Regions from separate parts of the Homo sapiens genome. Here region 2 is linked to region 1. Evidence: chromatin loops called from intact Hi-C (ENCODE). Cell type or tissue: heart right ventricle. All regions are shown on one strand.

Evidence for each region. Peaks named below come from ENCODE experiments on the same cell type or tissue, not always from the same donor. Only the 100,000 strongest peaks of a DNase experiment are listed, where the experiment ranks them.
Region 2: a loop joins it to region 1, with 4 times the contacts of the local background. A loop is called at or near these places in 29 of 110 quality-filtered maps.

Annotation. Positions count from the first base shown.
Region 1 is chr16:75,759,690-75,767,689 of GRCh38, reverse strand. LOC105371348 (a long non-coding RNA gene) reads right to left here and starts at 7,640. Exons shown (of 6, transcript XR_933748.4): 1 at 7,550-7,640; 2 at 6,031-6,857. RefSeq lists an enhancer at 3,464-3,523. In heart right ventricle, CTCF peaks have their summits at 3,122 and 3,321 (motif pointing right); a DNase peak (open chromatin) is centred at 3,349.
Region 2 is chr16:75,657,872-75,665,871 of GRCh38, reverse strand. CPHXL2 (cytoplasmic polyadenylated homeobox like 2) reads left to right here. Exons shown (of 3, transcript NM_001395862.1): 3 at 4,623-5,645. The coding sequence ends at 5,618. Among named protein-coding and RNA genes, the nearest start is that of TERF2IP, 14 kb to the right of the region's middle. In heart right ventricle, no CTCF peak of the experiment used is centred here; no DNase peak of the experiment used is centred here; H3K27ac peaks cover 1,564 bases.

The DNA.
Region 1 (8,000 bases):
AGACACTGTCTCTTTAAAACTTTAAAATATTAATTATAATACCATGGGCAACCACTAATAAAATAACTAAAATTATATATTTTAAGAGAAATGAAAGGTAATTAAAATGTTACACTATAAAATATCTATTTAACACAAAAGCATTCAAGAATCAAGGAATTGAGGAATACAATGGACATAATACATATAGAAAACAAATAGCACAATAGCAAAAAATAATTCTATCTTATCAGTAATTATATTAAAGTAAGTGGATCAAACTGTCAAACTAGAAGGAAGAGATTTGGAGAATGGATTTTTTTAAACACAGCACAATTATATGCTATTTACAATAGACACTTAAGATTTAAAGACACAAATAAATGGAACATAAAAGGATGGAAAAGATACACCAGCAATAACCAGAAGAGCTGGAGTAGCTATATTAATGCCAGGCAAAATTGACAAAATATTTTAAGATAAAAATTATTATTAGGGCAAAGAAGGATATTTTATAATTATAAAAGTGTCAGTTAATCAAGAAGATATAAAAATAATTAAAGTGTATGTACCTAACAACACAGCCCCAAAATGCATGAAGCAAAAATACACCGAATTAAAGGAAGAGACTATTCAAACTTAATAGTTGGACGCTTCAATAAAAAGGAGAATAGAAAAACAATCTGCCAGGGTCATGATAGTGCCAGCTCTCAAATCTGGGTCTAGGGTAAAAGAGAAATAAAACTAAAACCTGTCCGAAAAAAATTCAATCACAGTGAACCTGACTGGGAAAGGAGTAGAAGAGAGGGAAGAGCCAGTATCCAGGCAGCTGGGGAACCCAAAACAATTCCCCTTAGGGCTACTCCCTCCCTGGTATCTCCTGATGTCTGACCTGACCCTCCCCTCCATTAAGAATAGATGTCACTTTCCTCCGTTCTCCTCCACTCTCCTCCACTCACTGCTACTTCTCCCACTCCACATCAACAAACTGAGTCCCAAAAGCTTCTTAAATATCAGCCCTATGGCGCTCAGAGCTCGGAAATGCTGAAAGTCCTTCAGTACCAGATGCCAACTTAGAGAGGACAAAGGAGTAGGAAAGACTGAGCAGTGACCCCTACATCCATGTGCCACTATCCTATAGCACATTTGAGACTATTCTGAAGAGCAAGTTAAACTCACATAAAATAGAAATTTTTATCCTAAAAAATATTTCATATGAAACATTTATGGAACTGAAAAAGTACTATACTTCAATCTGGAGCAAAATGACTTTGGCTCTCACTCTGAAAATAAATGTTTAAATCATACTTGATGGAACAAAGTCAGCTGAAACTATGCACATTGGATTCACCAGGAGACATGTGTACACAGTGGGCTGCCTCTCCTACATAAAAAGGTCTTCATGGATATACAATGGGTCCTCATGAAACTGATTTTGCCACAGATTTTGGGGAACTGAGAGCTTTTTTCTTCCTCCAGGAGGGCACAACTTCCTTCTATTTTCCAGTTTTTGTGCTCTACCTCTTTAATTTTACTTAAAAAGAATGACCCTGAAAAACACATTAGTAATTACTAGATGCCAGAAAATGATCCTTCTAGCATAAAATTGGAACATGGAACTATTTTATCAGTGTTAACTAGACCTGAATTATCAAATTTCAAACAATATTATAATACCAAAAGCTGATTTTAGATTATATTACAGCTCATTTCATAGAGCACCAAGGAAGTGGAAGAAAATATAAATGTGCTTCTTAACCTGTGTGACAAACCTACCTCAATGATTCAAGTGAAAGTTGTGGATTCACATGTTCGAGGCACATAAAAAAATAATCTTGTATGTTTTAATATCTAACTCAAGGACTATCATCCAGCATCTCTCATGCTGTGCTCATTCACACACTACAGAAAGGTAACTCCTCTTTGGCAGAGCTATGAAGTATATCTAAATTAAACAGGCTAATCAAGTGACTGGATTATGTGTAAACCTCCTCAAATAAAATAGTATAAAAAAATATATCATGGTAGAGTTTATTATTGTCACATTATCATAGTAACCACTAGGAATTTAGTCAGTTAAAAATATGTCAAAACCCAGCCTACAAAATGGGAAAAAATATTTGCAAACTATGCATCCGACAAAGGTCTAATATCCAGCATCTATAAGGAACTTAAACAAATTTACAAGAAAAATACCCCATTAAAAAGTGGGCAATGAACATAAACAGACACTTTTCAAAAGAGGACTTACTGCAGCCAACAAGCATATGAAAAAATGCTCCACATCACTAATCATTAGAGAAATGGCAATCAAAACCACAATGAGATACCATCTCACACCAGTTGAAAGGGCTTTTAATAAAAAGTCAAAAAATAACAGATGCTGGCAAGGTTGCAGAGAAAGGGGAATGCTGATACACTGCTGGTGGGAATGTAAATTAATTCAGCCATTGTGCAAAGCAATGTGGTGATTCCCCAAGGAATTTAAAAGAGAATTACCAATTGACCCAACAACCCCATTATTGAGTACATACCCAAAGAAATAGAAATCATTCTACCATAAAGACACATGCACACGTATGTTTATCGCAACACTATTCGCAATAGCAAAGACATGGAATCAACCTAAATGCCAATCAACAGTACACTGGATAAAGAAAATGTGGTACATATACACCATGGGATACCACACATTCATAAAAAAGAACAAGATCACATCCTTTGCAGCAACAAGGATGGAGCTGGAGGCCATCATCCTAAACAAACTAATACAGGAACAGAAAACCAAATGCCACATGTTCTCACTTACAAGTGAGAATTAACCAAGGAGAACACATGGGCACAAAGTGGGGAACAACAGACACATGGGCCTACTTGAGGGTGGAGGGTGGAAGGAAGGAGAGGATCAAAACACTACCCATCGGATATTATGCTTATTACTTGGGTGATGAAATAATCTGTACCCCAAACCCCCATGACACGCAGTTTACCTATATAACAAGCCTGCACATGTGCCCCGAGCCTAAAATAAAAGTTTTTTTAAGTCAAAACCATCTTCATTCTTTGTCTTCTTTACAAAAATATATCTGAAAAAATACATCCTGTGAAGTAGTGCTCTAAAGTTGTCGGAGATATTGATTTATTACTTCCTTTACTAAAATAATACCTTATATTTACTTAATTAAAATATATAAAACCTCCATAACTGGCATTTACGTTCAGAGAAATCGCTCTAAATAAAACATCTGCCAGGAACTAAAAGCATTTTAAAGTGGCTTGGCACTAACACTGTCATTATCATCACTATTACAAGGGACAGTGTCAGATTACATGTATGGCCACGAGGAGGTGCTAATACCCTGTGGCTTCATCACCAAAAAGAAAGTCATCAGAGCTGCAAAACCTGGGCCTGTTATTGCAGAGTCTGGTAAAAACAAAAACCCCACAGAGAGCAGAGTAACCTGCTGGCCTCTCACAGGGGACCGAGTGAAGGATGCTCTACAATCCAGGGAAAGGGGTGATAAGCCAGGGGAAAGCTGGCCTGCCTACCTGTTCTTCTCACAGAGGTGCCTCTTTAAAAATACATCTGATGAAATACTGTAATTTCTAAATGTTTGGACATTGTTATAATTATCAAATTAATCATTGATACAGTAGTCATTCCAATTTAGCTTCTTGTCCATCACTACAATTCTGAAGAATAAAATGTCTGCCCAGAAATAAGAATGTGGAGTCAGAAGAGGCTTTATTACTAGAAATATGAAATCAAAATGAAATTGCAGAGCTGTTCCAAAACAAAAATGTAAAGGCCCTTTCACTTACTGGCCCTTTCTATTGAAAACAAGAAGGAATTTAAGAGTAGTGTTATTGTTGTTAACGTTTTCACTGTGAGACAATTTGAGGGATTTACTTTGTTATCATACATTTGACATCGTCTCAACTCCTGTTCCAATCACAGAAATGCCTCCAAATAAAATACCTGCCAGTAATTAAAAACACATTATTATATAATTATCATTATTCCTTCAAAGGGGGTGGGAGGAGTTATTAGTGCAGTCCTTGTGATTTTTCTCTAAGTTTGAAACTATTTCAAAATAAACTTCTTTAAATTGCATATCCCTTTCTTGAAATACAGTTAAATGAAAAGCCTACCAATAGTTAAACCTTTAATGTTATGAGGGATAATATTATCATTACTAGTAAATAGGGTTAACCCCAAACAATGGAAACTGGTTTGTTTCTAGGCAGAATGCTGGATCCCAGCAACCAGGGAGGAAACAGGTCATTTGTCTGCAGTCGCCATTCTGTGAAATCCACTCGGTAGCAACAGTCAATGGATCTCCCAGTGGAATTGCTTATCACCTAGCAATGTATTGGTTGTAAATAATCCAGTCACAAATGTATTCTCTTCAATTTACATATACTTGTGGCTCTAACAAAGAGAAGTCATCATTCTCTAGTGTGCAAATGAACACAGCAAGAAGCACGATTGGATGAGTTTGTTTTTCTTTCTAAGCTGGGGCATGTGAATCCACACATTATCACATGAAACAGTGATATGCATTAAACAGAAATTTAAAAACACATTTATATGTTTATTCTTCCCGGGTTCTCCATGAAATAAGCAGTAATTGAATCCTGATATCTGCTTTTCATATATGTTTTTAAAGTGATAATTCAGATTTAATAGCACCAATAACAAAACAGTGCCATGTTCCAGTTTTACGCTAGAGGGATCATCCACCAGCATTTATTAATTACTAATGTCTTTTCTTGACATTCTTCTCTTCAAGTAAAATTACAGAACTACAGAAGAAAACCTGAGAATTGGAGCAAGTGTTCTCTTGGAGAACAAAGCCCTCAGATCCTACAAAATTAGTTTTATGAAGATATACAGTAACTGTCTTGGTCTTTTTTTTCTGTTGTTTATAAGAGAATTCCTGAAACTGGGTAATTTATAAAGAGAAGAAACTTATTTCTTACAGTTGTGGAGCTGAGGAATCCAAGGTCAAGGGGCCACATCTGGTGAGATCCTTCCTGCAGGTGAGGACTGTCTGAAAAGTCCTGAGGCAAGGCAGGGCCTCACCTGGCGAGGCAGTCGTCTGTGCTAGCTCAGGTGTCTCTTGCCCCTTTTTTTATTTTTATTTTTTTATTTTTTTTTTGAGACGGAGTCCCGCTCTGTCTCCCAGGCTGGAGTGCAGTGGCACGATCCCGGCTCTCTGCAAGCTCCGCCTCCCGGGTTCACGCCATTCTCCTGCCTCAGCCTCCTGAGTAGCTGGGACCACAGGCGCCCGCCACCATGCCCGGCTAATTTTTTGTATTTTTAGTTCAGGCAGGGTTTCGCCATGTTAGCCAGGATGGTCTCGATCTCCTGACGTCGTGATCCGCCTGCCTCGGCCTCCCAAAGTGCTGGGATTACAGGCGTGAGCCACCGCGCCCAGCCGTCTCTTGCCCTTCTTATAAGCCACCTGTCCCACTTCCATGATAGCCTATTCATCTGTTAATCCATGAATGGATAATTCATTCAAGAGGGCAGACCCCTCATGATCCAATCACTTCTTAAAGGGCCCACTTCTCAATACTGCCACATTGGGGATTTAGTTTCAACATCAGTTTTGGAAGGGACATCCGAAACACAGCAGTAACCAATGAGAAAATTTGCTGCTAGGAGAGGCAGCCCCCGTGTACTGGGGAGAGTGACTCACTTATTCAACCTGCATGTCAAATGAATGTGATCGCAAACATTCACACACACACACACACACACACACACACACACACACACACACACGTACATACAGTCCCATTGGATCCAATAGTACACTGTCATCTTACCGTTTCATCATGAATGGTTTAAACATTTATTTTCAGGGTAAAAGTTAAAATTGTCCTAAATCATCTACTTTTTTAGTACAGTGAACGTTTCATGCAAATTGTTTTTATGACGGAAATTTCTGTTTCACATCAGTTTCATTTCCTGTTTGGTATGTTCTCAAATGTGCCATAGCACATGAATGTGGGGTCACTGCTCAGCCTTTCCTACCTACTCACCCTCGCCAAGGTGGCATCTGGTAGTGAGGGAGGCTCAGCACTTTCCAGTCTCAAACCCTGGGACTCAAGCAGTTTCTGGGAATGATACGATGTATTCCTTTCTTAAGGCGGCTGCAACAAAGCACCCTAAACTGGGTGGCTTAAAACAACAGGAATTTATTCTCTCAGAGTGGTAGGGGCTGGAAGTCTGAATCAAGATGCCAGCAGGGCCAGGCTCCCTCCTCGCTTGCTGTCACCAGCAGCCCTTGGTGTTCTTGGCTTGCAGCTGCATAACTCCTGTCTTTAACTCCATCATCACGCGGTATTTCCCCCTCCTGTGTCTCCGCCACGTCATTTCCCTGCTTCTTGTAAGAACGCCAGTTACATCGGATGAGGACCCATCTTAATGACCTAACAATGTTGTCACAAATTTTAAAAGTTGAAAACTCCCAGGCAGTGACTAATGGGCAAACAGCCAAAGCTGAAGAATTTAGAGAGGAGAAAACAGTAGGAGGAATAATATATGATAGAGTGTTAACTGGATTGCTTCTGGCCAAAAGTAGAGATAAAGGGTCAGGCATGGTGATTTGCACCTCTAGTCCAAGCACTTTAGGAGGCTGAGGTGAGAGGATTGCTTGAGCCCAAGAATTCGAGACCAGCCTGGGCAACATGGCTAAACCCTGTCTCTACCAAAAATACAAAACATTAGCCCGATGCGGTGGCACATTCCTGTAGTTCCAGCTTCTCGGGAGGCTGAGGTGGGAGAATTGCTTGAGCCTGGGAAATTGAGGCTGCAGAGAGCTGTGATCGTGCCACAGCACTGCATTCTGGGTGATGGGAATGAGATCCTGCCAAAAAAAAAAAGATAAGGCATTATTTTCTGAGATCAGCAAAGATAGTTTCTTCTACATTTATGCCCGTCCTAGGAAGGACATAGGATGAGTACAGAGTTCACAGGATTTCACAGATAATAAGGAAAAAGATACGACCTTGGAGTGGCAGTAACAAACAATGAGTTTTATTCGGACAGTGCTTTAGCAGGATCACAGGTGAGGAGAAGTCCCTCACAGCATGAGACCTTCCAGAGTTGAGGGCACAGAGCCAGAAAAGAAAGAGGACAAGAGTACTCTGGCAGAGAGCAGGCAGACAGGAAGGGAGGAAAGAGGGAGGGAGGGAGGGTAGGAACGAAAGAAGGAAGGAAAGAAGGAAGGAAGGAACGAAGGAGGGAAGGAAGGAAGGGAGGGAGGGAGGGAGGAGGTAGGGGAGAGAGGGAATGAAAGGAAAAATGGAAGGAAAGGAAGAGAGGAAGGAGGGAGGGAGGGAAGAAAAGAAGGAAGGAAGGAGGGAGGGAGGGATGGAAGGAGGAAGGGAAAAGAAAGGAAGAATGGAAGGAAAGAGGGAAAGAAAGAAGGGAGGGAAGGGAAAGGAAGGGAAGGGAAGGGAAGGCAAGGGAGGGGAAGGGAAGGCAATGCAACAGCTCCAGTGGAAAATTCAAGTCCTCCTTCAACTGCATCCAAAAATAATAATTTTTACTAGATACCTGATGTAGAGAAGGCATACCCTGCCCAGATACAGGAGAATCTCCCAAAAGTGGATGACAAGATCAGCCATGACTGTGAAGAGATGGACACCTACAAAATACAAACCAAAATGCTTTCAGAAAAATTTGAAAGAATCACAGGTTATTATCAAAGCAGCTTATTTCCCATGACAGAAAATCCCATGACAATGAGTTGAGAGCTCTGTTGGCTAAGACACATCTTTGTATCTTAAGAAAAGGAAATGCGGGCCAGACACTGTGGCTCACGCCTGTAATCCCAGCACTTTGGGAGGCCGAGGTGGGTGGATCGCAAGGTCAGGAGTTCAAGACCAGCCTGGCCAGCATGGTGAAACCCCTTCTCTACTAAAAATACAAAAATAAAAATAAAAAACTAGCCAGGCATGGTGGCACATGCCTGTAGTTCCAGCTTCTTGGGAGGCTGAGGCAGGAG
Region 2 (8,000 bases), 100 kb after region 1:
GTTTGTTGGGACAGAGTCTTGCTCTGTTGCCCAGGCTGGAGTGCAGTGGTGCAGTCTTGGCTCACTGCAACCTCTTCCTCCCCGGTTCCAGTGATTATCTCCTGTCTCATCCTCCCAAGTAGCTGGGATTACAGACGCCTGCCACCATGTCCAGATAATTTTTGTATTTTTAGTAGAATTGGGGTTTCGCCATGTTGGCCAGGCTAGTCTCAAACTCTTGACCTCAAGTGATCCACCCGCCTCAGCCTCCCAAAGTGCTGGGATTACAAGCATGTGCCACTGCACCTGGCTATACCTTGGTGTTTTTTTGTTGTATAGGTCCTGTGAGATTTATGCTTTAAAAGGCTATGTTTTGATGCATTTCCAGGATTTATTTCAAGATTTCAGAGCTCCTTTTAGCAGTTCTCGTAGTGTGGCTTGGTAGTGGCAGATTATCTCAGCATTTGTTTGTCTGAAAGACTATATCTTTTCTTCATTTATGATGCTTACTTTCACTGGATACAAAATTCTTGGCTGATAATTGTTTTGTTTAAGGAGGATAAAGATAGGGCCCCAATCCCTTCTAGCTTGTAGAGTTTCTGGTGAGAAATCTGCTGTTAATCTGATAGGTTTTCCTTTATAGGTTTTCTGGTGCTTTTGTCTCATGGCTCTTAAGATTCTTTCCTTCATCTTAATTTTAGACGAACTTGATGACAATGTGCCTAGGCAATTATTTTTTGGGATGAATTTCCCAGATGTTCTTTGAGCTTGTGATATATGAAAGCAGGCACTTGCTTTTTTTGGTTAGACTCTCATGAGCGCTGCCTCCCACTGGCTCTATAATCTCTGACAAATTCTTGACTCTCCTAGTGCCTTTTCTGTTGCTTAGAACAGAATATCTGAAATTGAGTGATTTATAAAGAAAACATTTATTTCTTATAGTTAGGGAGGCTGAGAAGTCCAAGGTCAAAGGGCTGCATCTGGTGAGAGTTTTCTTGCTGGTGGGGACCAAGGTGGTACAGGGTATCACATGGCAAGGTGGCTGAGGGTACTAGCTCAGGGGTCTCTTACTCTTGTAAAGCCACCAGTACCACTCCCATGATAACCCATTAATCCATTAATCCATGAATGTGTTAATCCATTCATGAGGGCAAAGTCCTTGTGATCCAATCACCTTTTAAGGCCTCACCTCTCAGTGCTGCCATGTTGAAGATTAAGATTTTGGGGTTTTGTTTGTTTTTCTTTCTTTCTTTTTTTTTTTTTTTTTGAGATGGAGTTTTGCTCTTGTTGCCCAGGCTGGAGTGCAATGGCACGATCTCACCTCACTGCAACCTCTGCCTCCCCAGTTCAAGCAATTCTCCTGCCTTAGCCTCCCAAGTAGCTGGGATTACAGGCACGTGCCGCCATGCCTAGCTAATTTTGTACTTTTAGTAAATACGGGGTTTCTCCATGTTGGTCAGGCTGGTCTCAAACTCCCGACCTCAGGTGATCTGCCCACCTCGGCCTCCAAAAGTGCTGGGATTACAGGCATGAGCCACTGCACCCGGCTGAAGATACAGTTTTATAAAACAAAAGTATCTGAGACAGATCTTAATCAATTTAGAAAGTTTTGTCAAGGTTAAGAACATGCCTGTGACACAGCTTCAGGAGGTCCTGATGATATGTGCCCAAGGTGGTCAGGCCACAACTTGGTTTTATACATTTTAGGCAGACATAAGGCATCAGTCGATACATGTAAGATGTACATTGCTTGGGTCTGGAAAGGCAGGACAAGTGGAAGCAGGGGCTTCCAAGTCATAGGCAGATTCAGAGATTTTCTGATTGGTAGTTAGTTGAAAGAGTTTTTATCACTAGAAAGGAATGTCTGGGTTACCATAAGGAATTGTGGAGACCAAAGTGTTGTCATGCTGATGAAGCCACCAGGTACCAGATTTCAGAATAGACTGTAAATGTTTCTTATCAGACTTGAAGAGTATGTTTTATGTTTCTTTTTTTTTTTTTTTTTTTGAGACAGAGTCTTGCTCTGTCGCCCAGGCTGGAGTGCAGTGGCACGATCTCAGCTCACTGTAAGCTCCGCCTCCCAGGTTCATGCCATTCTCCTGCCTCAGCCTCCTGAGTAACTGGGACTACAGGTGCCCGCCACCATGCCCGGCTAATTTTTTGTATTTTTTTTAGTAGAGACAGGGTTTCACCATGTTAGCCAGTATGGTCTCAATCTCCTGACCTCGTGATCCACCTGCCTCGGCCTCCCAAAGTGCTGGGATTACAGGCGTGAGCCACCGCGCCAACCTTGTTCTATGTTTCTTATCATACTTGAGGAGACTGTTTTATCAGTAATCCCAAAAGAAAGGAGGGTATAATGAGGCAGGTGTGGCTCCCCTTTGCTATCAAGGTCTGAACTAGTTTTTCAGTTAACTTTGGACAGCCCTTGGCTGAGAGGAGGGGTCCGTTAAGATGGTTAGGGGGCCTTAGAATTGTATTTTTGGTTTACAGTTTCAAGATGAGTTTTGGTGCGGACATTTAAACCATAGCACTCCTGCACCTCAGTTTTCTCTAAAATATGTGTAATTTTCTCTGTCATAGGTGCTTGGTTCATTGTGCCTAGTCATGGTTTTGTTTTAAACAATTATCCTGTGTGTGGATCAAAGATCCTTGTAGCTTCAGTGCTCCTAATAGCCTAAAGCAATTCTGAATTTAGTAGCACAGGGCATGGAAATATAAAAATGAGAGGTTCCTGTTAGATTATGCAAGTAACTTACCCTGTAGCCTGAACTATAAGAATTACCTCCCACCGGGCGCAGTGAGTGGCTCACGCCTGTAATCCCCGCACTTTGGGAGGCCGAGGCGGGCGGATCATGAGGTCAGGAGATCGAGACTATCCTGGCTAACACGGTGAAACCCCGTCTCTACTAAAAATACAAAAAAAATTAGCCGGGCTTGGTGGCGGGCACCTGTAGTCCCAGCTACTCAGGAGGCTGAGGCAGAAGAATAGCATGAACCTGGGAGGCGGAGCTTGAAGTAAGCCGACACTGCGCCACTGCACTCCAGCCTGGACGACAGAGCGAGACTCCGTCTCAAAAAAAAAAAAAAAAAAAAGAATTATCTCCCTTATTCAAACCATAGCTTCTTGGGATACAAAAAGCATTTTCTCATCTCTGCCTCCCTCAAAGCCTGAATAATTTGGGTATTTGCATATTATCCTCTTTCTAGGGGAGAGAAAAATAAAGATTAGACAAATTGAATGAAATAACTAGGGTTATTCTAAATATATATATTTGGTCTTCTGCTGTTTCCTGGCATGCAATTCTCAAAATACTTAGAATCTCCAAAGCTATGTCTTTTTCTACACTAATGAGTTGACTGATGGTAGTAGACCCTAGTAGCTTCAGGATGAGAGCTGTAAAGATCCAAGCAGGATTAGAGGGTTGGGACTTTCAGCCCCACCCTCCAACTTCTGGGAAGGGGAAGGCGCTGATGGTTAAGTTGATCACCAGCAGTCGATGGTTTAATCAATCATGCCTGTGCAATGAAGCCTCCGTTAAAAAAAAAAAAAAAAAGAAAAGAAAGAAAAAGGGAAAAAAAAAAAGTGGGTTTGGGGAGCTTCCAGATAGCTGAACATGTGGAAGTTCCTGGAGGGTGGCTTGTCCAGGCAGGGCATGAAAGCTCTGCACCCCTTCCCCCATATCTCACTCTATGAATCTATATCCTTTGTAACAAACTGGCAAACATATGTGATTCCCTGAGTTCTGTGAGCTGCTCTGGCAAGTTAATCAAACCCAAAAAGGAGGTCACAGGAGCCCCAACCCAAAGCCAGTCAGTCAAAAGTTATAAAAGCCCAGACTTGCAACTGGCATCTGAAGGAGGGGCAGTCTTGCAGGACTGAGCCCTCGACCTGTGGGATCTGACAGTGTTTCCAGGTAGGCAGTGCTGGAATTGAATTGGAGGACACCCAGCTGGTGTGCACTGCAGAACTGATTGCTTGCCTTGTGTGTGGGGAAACACATTTGCTCACAGTAGTCTTTCTGTGACTGTTGTGGTATGAGAGCAGAGGAAAAATGGTTTGTTTCTTCTCCTCACAGAGTCATACAACAAATATATGGTCAATAAATAATTGAAACAATTGCACTCTTTACTTGTGAAACTTGAACCCAATGTATGTAAGAATTATGTGCATATATGCAACAGAAATGGTATCAGAAAATACATTATTAATTCTTCCTGGTGGAAGAGCATGAGTAAAGTAGCAGGGTTGTAGGAACAATCCACGTCTAGGTGGGACAGCTGGGAGCCTCTTCTGTAGCACAGAGTGGGTCTCAGTGAGCAAGCAGGAGAAGATTGCATATAGGTCACAAGTAGGTTGGAGATAGATTCCAGACAGCCTAGGTTTACACGTAAACCATGGTGTCACTGTCTCCAGTGAAGGAGGTTATGGTTCTAGAAATGCATGATGCATGACCTCCGGTATCATATGTGCAGTTCTAGGGAGATTGTCTTATTTTTTATAAGCCTTAATGTCTGAAGGCAAGTCAGGGACTCTGCTTTTAAAAGGCTTAAAAAGAAAAAGCCTCCTACATTAAGGAATGCATAGAGGCATATAATCAGAGAAGTAGATTTGATAATACAATATTATCTTTTCCCTTTAGAACTGGTTCCAGAACAATAGAGCCAGACTTCCACCGGAAGAAAGACAAAGAATATTTCTTACTTGGAAAAAACACGATTTCCCAGTCCAAGCCTGTCCATTTTTAAGCCTCCAGGAAACCCAGGCTGCAGCTTCCAACTATGCCACAGAGCAGAGTTTTTCCTGTGCCAAGAGGGCTCTGATGAGAAGACCTGGTTGCTCCCTTCTGGAGAAACAGAGGATTGCCTGTCAACAGATGGGCTACAATTGCTTCTCTTTGGAGAACCAAGAGACTCCCAGTCAACAGGTGGGCTCCATGTGCTCTTCTCTGGAGAAACAAGGGATTCCCAGTCAACAGGTGGGTTCCCAGTGCTCCTATCTGGTCGCAGGTACTGAAAAGCATCCAGGCTATGCTTTGGAGTATGGAGGTGACACAGGAAGTGAGCATTCTACTGCCTATCGTTTTCTCAGCTACAACTCTGCAGAATGCCTTCATCCTCCCCCATCTTCTGTGCCATATTTTCATGGAGAAAGGACTGAAACCAGGGAAAGCCAGCATGCAAGTCCCTTCCTTTTGGATTACGCTCAAGGTGCTTACGGGGTGAAGAAAGACCATTGTCTTTGCTCATTCTGTCTCTCACTGCTGCAAGAACAGCAGCAGAATGATTGGCAGTATCACCCACAGCAGCACCAACAGCCTCAGAATTACTCAGAGGGGATGATGTTGCAGGAACAGCTGCCAATGGACTCGGGTCCTTGGGATCTAGAGAAGCAGTGGCCCTCGGCTCAGTCACAGCTGCAGAGTCAACTGCCTCAGAATAATGGAAAGCCGTTGTGCTCTCAACTGCAGCACGTGCCTCCCCAAATAGCTGCCAACTCACCCCTGCTGCCTCTGGGGCAAGATATGCAGGTAGGGGCTTCAAGCAACTCAGGACTCAAATGCAGCAGTTTTAGGTTGAGGGGTCTACACGGGCCTGCCACAGGAACCCAAGGATGCAGCTTTGCAAAGTATTGCTAAGTATCACAGAACCATAGCCACAGGTCAAGCCCACAGTAACCCACACAGCAGGCCAAAGCAAAGCCGTCTCCAGAAGCCTCCACATAAAAAATAAAAATAAAAATAAGTAAATAAATAAATAAAAATAAATTTTTTTAAAAAAGCCAGATGAGGTGAGGTTGTTTGAGCCTAAGGGTTCATGACGAGAGCCTGGGCAACGTGGTGAGACCCCATCTCTAAAAAAAAAAAAAAACTTTTAAAAAAAATTAGCTGTGTGTGATAGTGAGCTCCTGTGGTACCAGCTACTCAGGAAGCTGGTTCAGGAGGATCACTTGAGCCCAGGAGTTCAAGACCAGCCTGGGAAACATTTCTCAAAAAAAAAAAAAAAAAAACATTTAAGCCAGGCACAATGGCATGTGCCTGTAGTCCCATTTAACTGGGAGGCTGAGATGGAAGTATCACTTGAGCCCGGGAGGTGGAGGCTGCAGTGAGCTGTGATGGTTCCACTATATTCCGGCCTGAGTGACTGAGTGAGATCCTGTCTCAAAAAAAAAGTCTTCAGGAAAGCCCCATGAGCTGTTGGTTCCTTCTTGTAGAGAAGCAGTGTCCACATGCATTATAGCTCCTGAGCTCCTGACCATATACTTTATGGTGGCCTGCAGAAGCTTGACTCCACAGAGTATGGATTGAAAAACCAACAAATGCTGGGCGGGGTGGCTTAGCTGGGTGTGGTGGCTCACACCTGTAATCCTAGCACTTTGGGAGGCCAAGGCAGGTGGATCACATGAGATCAGGAGACTAACCTGGTCAACATGTCAAAACCTGGTCTCCACAAAAAATTCAAAAAATTAGCCAAGCATAGTGGTGTGCGTCTGTGGTCCCAGCTACTCGGAGGCTGAGGCACACAAATGGCTGAACCCAGGAGGAAGAGGCTGCAGTGAGCCAAGATCGCACCACTGCACTCCAGCCTAGGCAACAGAGTGAGACTCTGTCTTAAAAAAAAAAGAAAAAAATATATATATACATAACAAAATAATCATATATATGGAGGGAAAGAGCATGTAAAGGTAATTATGTCATTATAAAAAACACTATAAATGCACTTTTTTCTCAACTGATTTTTTGAAAACTGCATAAAAGTATGTGTATATAATGTATAAGTTGATCCTGTAACACAGAAGTTTAATGTATGTATTTTGACAATAACAGAAGGAGGTACATGATCACAGATGCTAATAAAAATGGTCATAGCTGCTGAAGTAATCCTTATAATAATGTATTGTTGGATTTGTAATATTAATAGATGTAATATATATACCCCAAAACCAGGAGAAAGAGAAATAGTCATATAGGAGTAACATCTATGTATATTTCACTGGACTTAAGCTAATATAAATCTGAAACTAATTCTGATCAGATGTGTATGGCAAACCCTAGAGATGTGTATGGCATGTGTATGGCCCTAGATGTGTATGGCAAAACTTCTAATCACTCAAAATATACAGCAAAAATTAAAGAAAATGTTGGCCAGGCATAGTGGCTTATGCCTGTCATCCCAGCACTTTGAGAGGCCAAGGCAGGGACAACACTTGAGCCCAGGAGTTTGAGGCTGCAGTGAGCTATGATAGTGCCACTGCATTCCAGCCTGGGTGACAGAGAGATACCCTGTCTCTAAAAAAGAAAAATAAAATGCTATTTAATATATTAGAAACTACTCATTAAATGCAAAAGAAATCAGTAAATATCATGCTGGCCATCTTTTCAAATACTCCACTTACAATGGTCCCAGCATAATTGGGGTGGCCCCCAAAGCTGAGGATTGGGTCTTCCCACAGTTCTGCAGGACCAGGTGACACGACAGTGAACAACCACACCATCAAGACTGTCTCAGCCTTCTGCACCAATCCTGAACCCCATTCCTGCAGACCCTGGGCCAGGACCTAAACCAAAGCTGCAGCTCGCTGGGGCAACATTGATTGCCCAAGGTGAGGACTAAGCACAGATAGCCTAGTGGCCCTGGTGCAGAACCAGGATTGGCTGCTGAATTCTGAAAACCAGGACTTGGTTCAACATTTACATTTGATAGATGCCTTGATTCCCATTTTGTGTTTGTGAAAAGTGTATGTGTTTACTTTTGCTGTAAAACATAATCACTAATAATATGCAATAAATATTTTCTTGAAGGAAAAAAAAAGAGGAGAACAAGCATTTGAGTACAAATGATGATTCCAGGATGCACTGTAGGGAAGTGGGAATGAGATAAGAGAAGGAAGCCTATGCAGGATGCATTCATAAGTAGATTCCCACTGTGGGCAACTATGTTTACTACTACTGGGGACCTCTAAAAGATGGCATGGAAACCATTATCCCACTCGAAGGATAACTTTCAAATATCCAGTTGTA